2 separate regions of the Homo sapiens genome follow, and region 2 is linked to region 1. The links are chromatin loops, found by intact Hi-C in ENCODE. Cell type or tissue: endothelial cell of umbilical vein. All regions are shown on one strand.

Region 1 (8,000 bases):
GTGTATTCATTTACATGATAAAAGTTAAGCAGGAGAAAAATGGGATTTCACAGTAGTTCTCAAAGTGTGGTCTTGCCTCACCATCGCCTGGGAACTGTTAGAAATGTGGATTCTAAAATCTCAGCCCAGATCTGCTGAATCTGGGACTGGGGCCAGGCAATCTATGTTTTTAACAAGACCTCTAGGGATTCTGACGGACACTCAAGTTTTGAAATAATTGCTCTCGTCTAACCAAAGCACCTACTTTCTGCTGGGTTCTGTGGATAGTACTAAATAAAGATCATGGTGTTGACTATAGTCATTGAGGACAATTAGAAGGAGGAACTGAAGTAAAAAAGTTCCTAGTATCAATAGAAATAAGTTGGGAAATCAGTGAAACTTGAATAGCTAATAATGTAACCCTTAAACCACTTGTCTCATGTATTTCTTGTCAAAACCTTTATAACAAGTTACAGGCTTAGTCTCACATTCTTGGTCACATTTTTGTCATTTCTAATGAACATACCTGGTCGAAGAGCTACATTCATGCACTGCAGAAGGGCATCAGCAGCATTGGTGCAGGCCTCAATGCCTCTGGAAGAAGCAAGATCTCCTTCCTGAAGGGCCTTTATATGACCTTTGGCCAAGTCCATGTGGTTCTAGAATATATGCAAACACACCATTTGCATGTGTAATTTTGGGAAATTTACAGGCAAGATGCTATTCAGTCCTATCATTAGGTCTTTGGAATTATTTTAAATCCTGTTCTCACAAGGAAATTAAAAAATGTTTACAAATGGGTTTTATATATCATCACTAGTTTTTTTTTGTTGGTAATTTATGATCATACTTACCACAAGGAACTCTATCTCAGATAGGAGTTTTACATTATTAGTGTTACTAAGATGAATTAGGTGGTTGCTTTCAGAGATCTGATCCATTTGTTCTTTTACACTTTGGAGCATTTCCTCATAACTGCTCAGTTTCAATTCAATCTGATCTACCTCCTTTAGAGCCTCATCTAGCAATTTCATCAGGATGTTGACTTGTTTTTCAGATGCCATGATTGACTGGATGTTAGCCTACAAAGTTAAAGACCAAAACAAACAAACAAACAAACAAACAAACAAAAAACATACTTGTTATTTAGATGTGTAAAAGAATAAAGGTGAAATGTTGCTAAATTTCCTTGAAAGTAGCATAACAAAAATTGATATATACCTACACATCTACTTCAGTTTATCACTTTATGTTCTTCCATGTTTTACACAGTATTTCATGCAGGTACACTTGCCTCTAAATCAATGTTAGGGACCATGCCTTAGGATTTTATATTTCCACAGACTGCACAAGTAAGGTTCCAGAATGCACAAGTAAGGTGCCAGAAAGTATCACTGGTAATGGCACATTCTCATTTCTATACATTTAGGAGGCATTAGGCCATGTTATCTCTAACATTTCCTCCAATTCTACCAGCTAGAAATTTTCTTAACACCTATGTGAAACCCTAAATAAAAGCATAATCACCTATGTGATATCTTAGTTGAGAAAGCAGCAGTGGTATACCAGACTCTGAAGGATATATGAAACTAATTTATAACTGTAGTATGATGGGAACTAGTAACAGGATGTAGAAGAGCATACGGCCGATAGCTCCTTCTATCATCTTTTTTCTTTTCTCTTTCAACTGTTTTTTTTTTCTTCCCCAGGCAAAGCAGTAACAAACCACCATCCCCTTATCACTATTTTCTAAATGATTCTGACTATTGATTCTGAATTCCCTGAAATAAGGAAACTGCCAAATCCAAAATTAAACTGCAAAGCAATATGCTGACTTGGAACATATATACCATATTAATTAGAACAAAAAATATAAATCACTAAGCCATATTAAGAAGGCAAGTAACATGGTACGATGAAAAACCTGGACCAGAAATTTAAAGGATATCATTGTACAGCTGACGCTGTGGTTTCACACGTTATTTACATACTATCCACAGTAAATAAAATGTAAGTGCAATACGACTTTAAGAGTCAGAAGGGTTCAGAAGCCACTGACATCTCTTAAGTAACAGAGCTGGGGTTTGAATCTGCCCAGGATTTCTTCCTTAACATCTTAAAATCATTTCTAGGCTTTGCTTTCAGTGAACTCTGTAAACTTGTAAGCCTGGACTATTCATATAATCTCTCTGGGCCTGAGTCAGACCCCATAACTTCTGTACCTTTCATGTATACAACACTAAAATTTAAGTCTTTAAAATGTTCCTTATCCTCTGAGGGATTTCTTAAATGCTTACCTTTTCTTAAAACCAGAACAAACCCAAATGATTTTAGATTACTCTAGCATAAGAGATGCGGTGTGTTTGATTTTTTTGTTTTGTTCTGTTTTGTTTTGAGACAGAGTGTCACTCTGTCACCCAAGCTGGAGTGCAGTGGCACGATCTCAGTTCACGGCAACCTCTGTCTTCCAGGTTCAAGCGATTCTTGTGCCTCAGCCTCCCAAGTAGCTGGGACCACAGGAGCATGCCACCATGTCTGGCTAATTTTTTTTTTTTTAGTAGAGATGTGGTTTTGCCATGTTGGCCAGGCTCGTCTCGAATTCCTGACCTCAGGTGATCTGCTCGCCTCAGTCTCCGAAAGTGTTGAGATTACAGGTGTAAGCCACTGCCCCAGCAGGTGCTGTGCATTTGAATTACACTCAAAAACTGCACACAAAACAAAAAGGTCTATTCTAAAACATTTTAGCAAAGAAGTCACAGATCTTTTTCTCTGGCTCTCCTGTTTTCACCACACTCACTCCACTCTTCTTTGGTAAATGATTCACATATTTCAGCCACATTTCTCTCTTTATACTTCATCCCTATTTTTATTTTTTTCAAACCACACACATACACACAAATGCTATTCTTTGGCACTGAACTATTCAGACATGTTTCAGAGGCTGAGCGAATCAACTCCCAAGATGTTCTCTGGCCTAGTTTTTACTCCAGTCACTTCATATCAAGAACCTCCCCAAATCCAGAATCTCAGCCAACTGTCTTCATTGGCTTAACAGGAATAGTTCATCTTTTGAACAAGAACAGTAAAAGACTGATGGCAGCTGGTAATGTGCTTATAGATAAAGATGGCAATAACACACTATAAAGGCTTAAGTGCTGAGGTAGTATAATATGAACATCATTAGCCTTCTCAATCCACTATACATCACTTATTCATAGAATTCAGGAAAGTCTTACCCCATCTAGCACCTGCAGCTCTCTGGACAATTTTTCTGCAAAGGCTTCCGCATTCGAGATTGCATATTCACAGCCTTCCATCATTATTTCGATATCCTGTTCTTCTCTTGCATTTAACTCTTGGTATTCATCTACTACTTCTTCATCACCTCCTGTCACACTCTGATTTTCTCCACTTGGAACAGATTCTTAAAGAGGTAAAAATTCAAAGTAAAATAGTCAAAAAAGTAGAAAAGACTATAACATAATACATATAGGTAGGTATAGTTATAAGCACAGGTCACATTTAGCAGCTGAAAAAGAGGATAGAATGATTCAAATGATATGAAAAAATCAAACTTTATTTTTATAAATAATTTAATATGTTAATGAAATAAAGTTCTAAAAAATAAATAAAAAGCATGCAGTCTAATGCACTAACTTACAAATGTTAAAACAGGCTTTCACCACAGTTTCCCAAAATACAATTAAGCTAAAATGTAAAAACAAAATACAAAAACAGGTGGGAACAAACCTAAACATTTTTTCGTACCTGATGTGGCTGTTGCTCTAACAAAACAATGACTATGAATTCAGTACACACAAAAACAATTTGCTTTCCTTTTTTTCCCAGGTGAAATTTTTCTTTTGTTACTTTTGTTACTTTCATCTTCAGTATGTATATTTTTGCCAAATACTTTTTAATTAAAATGAAAAATGCATCTATAATCCATAATTTATTTTGGTCACTAGAATATTAACTGAATTATCCATTTCTTTGCTTAAAAAAATTTCACATGCATTGATAACATTTCTAAAGATAAGTTACAGCTTTCTCAATAACTCTAAGTAAGAGCAACAACAACATGGCTGTTTGAAATTATAAAAAGTTAAACAGGCTTCATGCTTTATAACAAAAGACCAAGAGGTCAAACCTGAAATGCTTTCTAGATGTTTCAGTTCATTTTTTTTTTTTTTTTGAGGAAATACACTAGCATGTGAGCACTGTATATAAAGCTTGAGGTTAGGAGGTAAAATGAAAGAAATCATTTTTAACTCCTAAGATGTTGTTTTATCACTCTAAATAAAGTTAGCAATTTCACAGACTTAATGGGGCATGATTTAAACCACAAACTCTGGATGCTTTTAGTATTCATTATTTTATAGGAAAATGAATATTTACATTCAGCATGACCTGAAATACGTTCATTTGTCCCAGAACAAAAAGAAGACTAAAACTTTTGGTACAGGCAATTACAGATTTTAGTATATAAGTTCTTTAGAGAGATATTACCGATCTCCTTGTCCTTTCAACGAGTCCATTTAATTCACTGCGAAAAAGTTCAACTGTCATGTGTGACAGCTTATTAGCCACTAGGGGGCAGGGACTGCCCAAATCATTCTGTACAGGTCCTTACACAAGTAGACTTAAACAAATATTTTACATGATTATAATTAACTGCTTCAGAAGTATTTTCTAATGATATGTCCTTGAAAGCCAATAATAAATACTATCATTAATTTTATTACTATGTAGATTTTTAAAATAAATTTGTCCCAGTACATCATTTCATAAAACATACAACCAACGGTATATAACAAAGGCAACTAATAAAAACATATGGAATAGAAGAAGAAAAGGTGTTACGCACCTTCTGTAACTTTAGGCAGTTCTGGAGAGTAAAAAGTATGAAAAAAGCAGAGGAAAGTAAGCAAAGAATATTAGCTGGGTAGAAAAGTAAACAGGCTTAAATTTTTAAAATACTACCCATATCTCATTTGAACTTCATGTTAAAGTTCAAAAGACAGCCAAATCAACTACCAAGTGGAAAGATCCATAAGAAGCTAAATTTGCCGTGTTCATTTTTCTTATTCACTTTCTGATAGTGACTACAAATATATTTATCTTTCTAATTTCTCTTAGTCTTTTAAGAAACAGCACTAACTAACCCTTAGAGGAGAAACCTGGCAAACTAATCATTTCCTGGGGATTATATTTAGGTCAGTTGTGACTCATGCATGTAGCCTAGTTATGTTACTTAAGGCCCAAAAGCTTTACCCAGACACTCCCTCACAGAGGATTAGTCACAAAACATGGTTAGAAAGGACAAGATTGAGGCAAGTAAAAAATTACACAAAATAACAGTTCAAGCCAGCATTTAAGGATTCAAGTCAAAGATTCTTTTTTAAAAAGCTGGTTGCAAGTAAAAGAATGAAAAAAAAGGCCAAATAAAAACTTCAATCTACTTCAACTGCTGAAAAGTCCTCTTTTACAAACCTTATTCTGCTGAGGAGCCCCATTATTTAACTTACGTATTCAATTGTCAACAATAAAAACTACCAAGTTGCCACTGCTACCATTTATAATCAAAATAGTCTTACTTAATTATTGAGCTCTTAAACTGGGGTGGTAATAATTTTTTATTTGTTTTCTAACATCACTCAAAACTTAGAGACATTTTTTTTTAATGGGAATTAAAGGCTGTAATTTCAAGGTCCATAAAACAAGTTTGTAGACATTAATGAAGCTATTCCCTGAACTCCACTAAACCAAAGCAAGAGTTACTGACGTATATAGCAAGTGATTTTCAAAATGAGATCCTTAAGGATCTTCTCAGTATTCTTAAAATCGATCTCAGTTAGGGTTAATGTTTATACACATGAACGTGTCTATACTCTTGTTTTATGGCCTGAAAAATTGAATGCCTTTTTTTTTTTAAGTTAGACACTTCATTTTCAAAAACAGTAATACTCTTCTCACTGATTTTGGTAGTATTTCTTAATGAGGCAGATCCAGGTAGGGTATGTATTTTTCTATATGACTGTCCTGAAATATACTGGTTTAAAATCACCTTACACAATAAATAACATCTGGAAATGCATAATATTTGAAGACAGAACAGCAAGCTTGTGAATCACTGAATCACTGACTCATCAGAATGTTCAACCCTGAAATGTTAAAAAAAATAAAAGCCATTCGAAGCAAATTAAACCACGATTCAAGGCATGAAAAGTTACCATAAATTTCTTGAAGGTCATTCCCTCTACACACTCAATTACCAAGATGTTGGGGACTAGTGTTGGTGAGATGGCAACCCTGGGGATTCCTACATAAGACCAGCACTACTGGTGGCTGACATATGTGACTTGTTTCTGCCAGTGCCAAGCATCAAGCCTAAAATCAGCAGCAGGCTCACTGATTACTAAGTGCTATCTTACAATGTTTGTATCTTTAGGAAAGAAATTTTAAAAGTAGAGAAAATCTCATATTTTCACTAATTAATGGTAGAGTTTTTGTCTTGTAACACAAAATGATGCATAGTAACATTCCTGAAGATATACTGATCAAAAATATTCTAATAATCTTCATGTCTAAGGATTTTATACTGGTAACATAATAATAGCTAATATTTACTGAGCACTTACTATGTACCTGGCACTGTTCTTACTATGTTCATATATTAAGTAATTTAATCCTCATAACAACCCTATGAGGTAGATACTATTATTATCTCTAGTTCTGAGATAAGGGAAACTGAAACATAGAGAGTAAGTATCAATGCAAAGTCATATAGCTAGTTAGTGGCAAAGCCAGGATTTGAACCCAAGAAGTCTGACTTCAGAGCTATGTTCTTAACCACTACATCTACCCTCTGTACAAAAATACTGCTACAAGGGTATTTATCCCAGAGCTGTTTAAAAGAAGCAAAGATTGGAAAATTAAAAAATAAATGATTAGTTAAATAAACATGGTATATCCATATAATGGAATACTATGGTGCTACTGAAAATAATGTTGGGGTAAGTATTCAACAACATGAAAAATGTTCATGATACATTATATGAAAAAGTATGTTAGAAAACATAATGTAAATTTCTTTATCTTAAAAAGGTGTTTATGCATAGGAAAAAGACTAGACGAATATCTAACAAAGTGCTAACAGTAGTTATTGCTGAAGAATAAGTGGTTTTTATTTATTTATCATAATGTATTAATATTCTACAATAAACAAGCATAATTTCTGCAATAAGAAAAATTATTTTAAAGTTCTTTTACGATAAGATAATTCAGTATTCTAATTAATTTGAATGATGTCAAATTATATATTCACTTAAAGATATAATTGATTTTACATATACATTTTTATTTAACTTTACCTTCCAAAAGCTGTGAGCTAACATTGACAAAATCAATTTTCTTCCGGAGATATCGCTGATTCAATTTCCAAATGCATGAAATAAATGCATTCTTTTCAGCAGTGCTGCTGGCAACCCATTTATATATTTTTTCAAAGTGTAAATCAAATTCAGGATTTTCCTAAAATAAAAATATACAAAAGATATTATTTTTGATCACATCCTTTTACATTGTTAATGTAAAATCTGCATAGGCATTTACGCTGTTTTTGGAAAATGAAGAGTATTAAAAATCAGCTAAGCAACTGGAAAGGAAGAGTTTGGAGAATTCAATTTATAGCAAAAAGTTTACCACCCCAAAGGAGCTGGATGAAAAAACAACATACTGTTGTGGTCATTTTCTTCCTATGCCCTTTAGGTCTATGAGTAGAAGTATAGGATGCATTAATGGCTTTGTGGCTTAGCTTCCTCATCAGTAAGATGACAATGGTCTCTAGCTTTGACATGGACCTAATTTTTCTTTTTAAATTGCCTATAGAGTTTTAGTTATACATTTTCTTTAATAATGTACTACTATTTGAAACTGTAATTGGACACTAACTCCCTAATAAGGACTATATCTTCTAAGTATAAAACTTGAGAAAAATGCAATGTATATCCTGGTGTACT
Region 2 (8,000 bases), 900 kb after region 1:
GAGTCTGCGCCGGGTGTACCTTATCGCCATGCCTCAGAAAATTGAGGAAATCAAGGGTTTTCTGCTTACAGCCTGGTGAAAGGATGCCAAATCTGTCAAGATCAAGAAAAGTAAGGACAATATGAAGTTTAAAGTTCCATGCAACAGATTCCTTTATACCCTGATCATCACTGACAAAGAGAAGGCAGAGAAACTGAACTAGTCCCTGCCCCCTGGTTTGGCAGTGAAGGAGCTGAAATGAACCAGACACACTGATCTAAACTGTATTAAAATATTAAAAATCCTTTAAAACAAGAAAGCAAGGATGATTCAACATCAGAAAATGAGCCAATGTAACTCACCACATGAATACACTAAAGGAGAAAAACTATAGGATGATCGTAATAGAACCAGAAAAAGCATTGGATAAAATTCAATAACTTCATGATTAAAAATTAAAACTCTTAGAAAATCAGGTCTGAAAGAGAATGTTCTAATTTATAAAGGTCATGTGACAAATACCTACAATAAACATTATATTTGCTGGAAAGATTGTAGAATTCCATCTAAGATAGAAAACCCCCAAACCAGTAACCTGAGGCTAAAATTGATGGATTTAATTACATCAAAATAAGCTTTTCTGTTTTCATGAAAATAGTCATGGATAAAAGTAACAGAGAACTGATGAGGAGTTTGGGAATTCCAGTAGAAATCTAGTAAAAGGAAAAAAACATGATTCATGAGAAAAAGAAACTAAAATGATAATTTTTAAATGATATCTAACTTATGACAAGATGCTCAGACTCGTTGGGGGTTTGTAAGAGATGAAAGTGTAAACAATAGCAACTTCAAATCTATCAGATTAGCACAACTTACAAAGCTGGAACTCCAGCCAAGTGTTGCAGGGAGATGGGGATGGGGGATGTAAAGATCCTCATGCAGTGCTGTTGGGGATGTGGACTGTTGGAGCCACACTGGAGAGCCTCTGGTCCTATTTGGTCAAATTAAGAATATGCATATCCTCTGACCCAGCAATCCAGATGGGGAATCCAGAAGATTGTTGTGGGTGGGATGTCTGGGTTCTCATCCCAGAGAAAGTCTCACACAGGTCTATAGTGGGGCATATATGAAGATGTTCATTGTTTTACAGGGAAGTGTCAGCAATCTGTGGTTTCTTACTGGGTGACTGGAGAAGCGCTTGTACTGGATGTGCACTAGGGAGTATTATTAAGCAGTTAAACAACAGACTTGATATATGTGCAGCAACATGAAGAGACTCCTGAGTGAAAAAGTGAGGAACAGAATGAAGTGAATGATGCCACACAATTTGTGTACATTGAAAGTACTTTCATACAAGACATCAATCTTTGTTATATAAGAAGTCTATAAATACATGCATACTGAGCCTTGCATGGATCAGTGAGAATAGTGAATGATGAGCTGAGGATTTTGATTTGAAATCTAACATTGAATTTACAAAGGAAGGGAGGGAAGAAGAAGGCAGGAAGAAATCCCATGGGGCCAGTTGGTGTCTGGTGAGGCTATCTTAAGGGTGGTCTCCAAAGAGGGTGGTCCATCATCTTGCTTTACAAGGATGGCCTCTAGGAATTGCTTTTTGAAGGAGTAATTGAAAGAGGGGAATTCAAGGTGGATCCATCCATGGAAAATTCCAACCAGAAGGGAAGTGTTAAGATCAGGTGGCCAGAGATAGATGGGCTAAATCTGGGAATCCTATTTAACTAGTCAGGTGTTAGAGAGAGACCCCTGCAGATTTGGAAATAGAGACCTGTAAAGCTGATCCATGGGGTTCTGTCAGAGGACGGTGAGGGATACAGGAAAGACATCTCTGAATCAAGTGTGCAGATGTTGTGAGGCAGAGAGGACGTTCCCTATTCACAGTGCTGGCAGCCCACACTGGCTCAAAGGGGCCAAATGTGCCTCAGTGTATTGGGGGTGGAGGGTTTATTGTAGAAACAGTAACTTAAAGTGAATATAAATGTAAAGTAAGGCACAGTGGTGTATAGTTATGAGAACTCAAGTTCTGATAAAAGAAATGATAAGATTGTACATGTTCTGAAACACTTCCCTAAAGGACCTGAAGACCTCAGCAAGTAAGGCTCCAGGTAATGCACTGAAACAATTCTCTGATATAAAAATACTTATAGCCAATCTCTGTTTGTTTTTATTTTTCTATAAACAAAATCATGCTTGGATATTTCTTTCTAATGTCCCTTCCTGTGTATGTATCTATAGCTATCAATTATGTTCCAGAAGAATAGGCTTTAAAAAATTTTCTTATCTTGGATCCCTATATTCTAGGCTAGAGGGCCCTGAAATAATTCATTTTAACTATTCATATTGCTGGTCTTTAAGGACCAGTAGGTGCTCAGCATGTCACCATGGAAACCAGTGCAAGTGCTGCCAGATTTTATCGATCTTTTCTATCTAAAACTGTCCTGCTGATGTGCCTGTTAAAGATGGGAGACCCAGACAGTGGCCAGGATGAATTCCAAATATAACCCAATGATCCCAAGAGTCCAGAAATGTCACATTGAAAAGCAACATAACCAGCTGGCTGGCTGTCCCTCAGGGATGCCTCTACAGGGATGCTTTGGAAAAAAGAGCCTCCATAGATCCCTTAAGCTGACTCTTCCTTCTCCTTGGCAGGGTGAGAAATAACTTCCCTTGTCCGCACCTAGACCTTACTGCTGTACCTTTTCAGAATAGGTAAGGGATATTCATTCTGCAACCTTTGGGGTTCCATCTTTACAGAGATGCCTTTTGTGGCACATTGTATGTAGACAGCCAGCCCAGGGCCTTGAACCAAGAGTCTTGGCAACTATCATAGTGAGATGTGGATATATATTTTTAAAGTAGCTTGATAGAAACAGACATTCACTTACTCAGTTTTTACAGGAAAGAAACACACTGTTCATCCAAGGTGGATTAAAAAAGATATAGTGCAAAATTCTACATACGTTGTAAAAAATTATCCCATGTGCAATTACAAGCTTAATATACCATCATCCTTAACATCACAATGGGCCTCAACCTGCTCACCACCCCAGACATTCCTGCCAGATGGCATGTTCTGTGAGGAGGACCAATGCCAGCCTTGCTAATGCTCATCACCCCTGGCCCAATGCAGCCCAGGACCAACAAAGGATTCAATGAATATTTAGACATCATCCCTCTTGCTACTCTGGACTGTAATTGGCTCTTGAATAAATGAGTGAATAACACCTTGCTGACTAGTTAGTTCTCTCTTAAATTAGTTGTTGATGCAGTAGTTCTCAGACTTTTGGATTTCTCAGACCAGTAACATTTCAAAACTATACATAATGATGGTACATTAGAGTTTGCAAAATAAGGACTAATAACAAAACAGAATGAAATAACACATAAACACCTCTATGATGACCACTTCCTAGGAGAAGCTTTTTCTTTCTTTTTTTAACTTTAGAAAACATCTTGTACCATAAAAAGGCAGAAAAGATCTAATTTTAGAATAAAAATAAGTTCTTTAAATCTATCAAATTTAGATTTCTAGGCTGGGCGCGGTGTCTCACATCTGTGATCCTAGCACTTTGGGAGGCCGAGGTGGGGGGATCACCTGAGGTCAGGAGTTCGAGACCAGTCTGGCCAACATGGTGAAACTCCATCTCTACTAAAAATACAAAAAAAAAAAAAAATTAGCTGGGCATGGTCGTGGGCGCCTGTAATCCCAGCTACTCGGGAGGCTGAGGCAGGAGAATCACTTGAACCCAGGAGGCGGAGATTGCAGTGAGCCTAGATTGCATCATTGTACTCCAGCCTGAGCAACAAGAGTGAAACTCCATCTTAAAAAAAAAAAAAATTAGCTTTCTGAAAGACTTTTTATGATGTCCTTATTTTCTGCTTTTCATCACAGACCAGTGAAAACTTTGTCATGGATCAGGACTGGTTCTTTGACCAGTGTTTGGAAACCAAATATCAATGAACTATTTGCCTAAAATATTTTTCAGGACTAAATCATTTTCTACTTTTGTATTCTCTGCCTAGTGTTGTATTAGTTGGTTTCTAGTTTCAACATTAAAAAAACTATTCATTCCTTTTAGATAAAAGAGATCTATATTCTTCCCCTCTGTAGGTTGATTATTGGCCTAAAATATTTTCTGTTGTTATTATTTCCTTCTTTTTTTTCTTCTCTGCCTTGTGCTATCTGATTTTTTCCTATTTTATGGAGAATGGTTTTACAAGGTAAGGTATCACTCTTCCGTTTGTCGTCTTTGAAACTTATTGCTACCATCTGATATCCTCCTAATTCCTTTTACTCAAGGAGCTTAACGTGCTTTGCATAGTATCCCTTAATCTTCTAATCTAACATTTTCTACTTGGTGGAGGAGGAGGCAGGCATGTAACAAGGCCCAGCTTTGGTGATTTGGGTGTAAAACATTTTCTATCAACTTCTTCTAAATTGCGAACTTCTCCAAGGAGACTATGAAGTTGAGTAATGGGTTCAGGTTGCTTGGGGGACACTTGAATACGGTTCTCTAACTCCTGGCTTCGGTATCCAGAGGCTATTGCTGCCTTTACAAAACTGCTTGGCTGACTAGGTCCTGGGAGAGTTTGTCCCTCTAGTGGTTCCATCTCATTTTTGCAAGGAATAATGTGCCTATCTACCAGAAAATATTTACTGTTAAAAAAAAATAAATGTATTGCTCATGGTAAGAAAAGAATACCATTAAAGGTGTTATTTATTCTTATAAAATCAATTTTGTGATAGGGGTATTCAGCATTTTGCTTTCTTTTTCCTGGAAAGGAGTGAACCCTCACTGTTTCTAAGACGTCAAAGATAGCAAACCGTGCTAAGAACACCACCTAGCGTTTAACTTTGAAGTGACTGCTTGCTGTACCAGGCGACACGATTAATTTTAAGCTTTCCTCATCTGCTAATAAGAGGAAATGGTCCACTGTGTTGATTGTTCATTTTGATTTTTGCTTTGAAATTGAATTTACCTGTGATCTTAGCTTTTGAGTACTAATATTACGTATGTTTTTATTTTCCAGATAAGCGCATGAGCACATGATTTGGTTTTGTTAGTTTAAAAGAGGATTGACTTTGAAGTTCAGGCTCGATGCTCCTGAAAATTGATGAATTAGGTCTCGGATTTCACCATGTCCAACAAGCCTTCCCTGACCTTTCTTCCAAACTGATTTTCTGCTGTATGGCAGTAGCCCCATCTTTCCGTTTTTTAAGACTATGCATAGACATCATCGCCCTTGCTACTCTGAACTATAATTGGCTCCTCACTGTTTCTCATGCAATTGGGAACACATTCCTCGTGGGTATGTACCAGGTTTCAAGACCTGTGGTGTATCCTGAACCTAGCACATGGAGCTGCTTGATCAATACAGTTGAATGAAATGAAGGAATGAATATAAGAAAAAGTTTTTCTAAATAAGATGATAGGGCAGGATTCATTTTTGTCTTTGTAGTTCTCAGCTTTCTCCTATGTTCAGTCAAGTATTCCATCTTGAAATAGCTGAATTTAATTAAACTAACAACTCCATGTAAGATCTTAGCAGGATAACAAAAATCATGGTTTGAGGGCAAAACCTTAAATTCAAAGGTGAATGAAGCTTTGATGATGGTTAGGATACATCTGCCTTTAAAAATTGGGTTACCTGCTCTGTCTGGTAAATTTGAGGCAGACATAACTGTTCTTCTTCTGTACCAACATCCCCAAACACCCTGACCTGTTAAAAAAAAAAAAAAAGTGAAGTTTCTCATTTGCAGCAGGGACTAGAGCACAGGAATGCAAGAGGAATAGAAATGGGAAGTCTGGAAAAGGCAAAATCTCCTTTGAAGAATGTCCAGATCTCCTTCCCAGACCCACTGCTGACCTGGGATAAGTTCCCAATCATTCCCTGAAATTAAAAAATGTAGTCTTCTTGTTCCTTAAAGAGAGATGCTCCTTCTCCAACCCTGAAGATGTGACACAGGACCAAAGTTATTTTCCTACCTGACGTAGAAGCCTGAGGCCTGGCAGAGCCTGCTTCTGTGCCTCTGAGAGTCCAGTTCCTCTGAATCTGACTCAGAAAGCAGCCTTATTTTAACTAGCCAGGCCAGCCTATCCTCTCACTTTCTCCCTACCTAATAGAACCCTGTCTGGGGAAGGAGTAGCCATATATCTATCTGATGTGTGAAAATAATGAAACAAAGAAAAATCCTCTAAATTTCCCAAACTCCTTTGCAGATAGAAGTAGCCAAGTTTTGGCTGGTGAAATAGAAGTGGAAGTTGTTGAGAGGAACTTCCTAGAGAAGCTCCTTAAAAAGGGGTTGACTCCCATGGCATACTGTTTTGTCCACTGCTCTTCTCATTCTTCTTGTCTGGAGCTTGAACAGGATGGCTAGAACTCTGGCAGCCATCTTGAGGCCACTAGACAACCTTTAAAGATGACTGAACAGAAATGTAAAAGGAGTCTAAGTCCCTGGTGAATTGTGAGCTACCATTCCCACCCTGGACCTCCCATGTCCACATTCTTCATTACCTGAGAAAAATAAGTTTCCTAATTTGTTTAAACCTATGTTTTGGGGGACCTCTTTTACTTGGAGCTTAACACAATTCTTAACTGATACAAAGGGCTTTAGTAAAAAACATACTTATATTTAAAATCTGCTTAGCTCTCATATTCAATCTGTTCCTATAGTCATTAGAAAAAAAGTGTTGTGCAAAAGCCAAAATTGACAAATGGATCTAATTAAACTAAAGAGCTTCTGCACAGCAAAAGAAACTACCACCAGAGTGAACAGGCAGCCTACAGAATGGGAGAAAATTTTTGCAATCTACTCATCTGACAAAGGGCTAATATCCAGAATCTACAATGAACTCAAACAAATTTACAAGAAAAAACAAACAACCCCATCAAAAAGTGGGCGAAGGATATGAACAGACACTTCTCAAAAGAAGACATTTATGCAGCCAAAAGACACATGAAAAAATGCTCATCATCACTGGCCATCAGAGAAATGCAAATCAAAACCACAATGAGATACCATCTCACACCAGTTAGAATGGCGATCATTAAGAAGTCAGGAAACAACAGGTGCTGGAGAGGATGTGGAGAAATAGGAACACTTTTACACTGTTGGTGGGACTGTAAACTAGTTCAACCATTGTGGAAGTCAGTGTGGCGATTCCTCAGGGATCTAGAACTAGAAATACCATTTGACCCAGCCATCCCATTACTGGGTATATACCCAAAGGACTATAAAACATGCTGCTATAAAGACACATGCACACGTATGTTTATTGCGGCCCTATTCACAATAGGAAAGACTTGGAACCAACCCAAATGTCCAACAACGATAGACTGGATTAAGAAAATGTGGCACATATACACCATGGAATACTATGCAGCCATAAAAAATGGTGAGTTCATATCCTTTGTAGGGACATGGATGAAATTGGAAATCATCATTCTCAGTAAACTATCGCAAGGACAAAAAACCAAACACTGCATGTTCTCACTCATAGGTGGGAACTGAACAATGAGAACACATGGACACAGGAAGGGGAACATCACACTCTGGGGACTGTTGTGGGGTGGGGGGAGGGGAGAGGGATAGCATTTGGAGATATACCTAATGTTAACTGAGGAGTTACTGTGTGCAGCACACCAACATGGCACATGTATACATATGTAACAAACCTGCACATTGTGCACATGTACCCTAAAAGTTAAAGTGTATATAAAAAAAGAAAACAGACAATAAAGAAAATTAATAAAAAAAAAAAAAGAGAAAAAGTGTTGTGGAGTTTGGAATAATTTTCCAGAGAACCGATGGGCCCATGATTTGGGGAAGATGAAGGGCTGATCTTTTTGAAAAAGGAGCCAACCACATGTAATGCCTATGCTGAGGAATGAATAATTCTTAGAGGGGCTAGTAGAGCAAATGGTTTAGCTGGGATTGGGTCAACCATTTGGAACAGTATTGAATCAGTTGTGGAGGGTGGAAGTTCTTTTCATCTCAGGAT

The links. A loop is a pair of places that touch in the nucleus more often than their neighbours do. Peaks named below come from ENCODE experiments on the same cell type or tissue, not always from the same donor. Only the 100,000 strongest peaks of a DNase experiment are listed, where the experiment ranks them.
Region 2: a loop joins it to region 1, with 4 times the contacts of the local background. A loop is called at or near these places in 8 of 110 quality-filtered maps.

Annotation. Positions count from the first base shown.
Region 1 is chr4:55,863,739-55,871,738 of GRCh38, reverse strand. EXOC1 (exocyst complex component 1) reads right to left here. Exons shown (of 19, transcript NM_001024924.2): 4 at 7,353-7,512; 5 at 3,216-3,403; 6 at 834-1,061; 7 at 506-638. Among named protein-coding and RNA genes, the nearest start is that of EXOC1, 14 kb to the right of the region's middle. In endothelial cell of umbilical vein, a CTCF peak has its summit at 4,570 (motif pointing right); DNase peaks (open chromatin) are centred at 4,558 and 5,208; H3K27ac peaks cover 1,746 bases.
Region 2 is chr4:54,968,400-54,976,399 of GRCh38, reverse strand. It overlaps the pseudogene RPL38P3. Among named protein-coding and RNA genes, the nearest start is that of LINC02358, 130 kb to the right of the region's middle. In endothelial cell of umbilical vein, CTCF peaks have their summits at 4,628 and 4,842; a DNase peak (open chromatin) is centred at 4,719.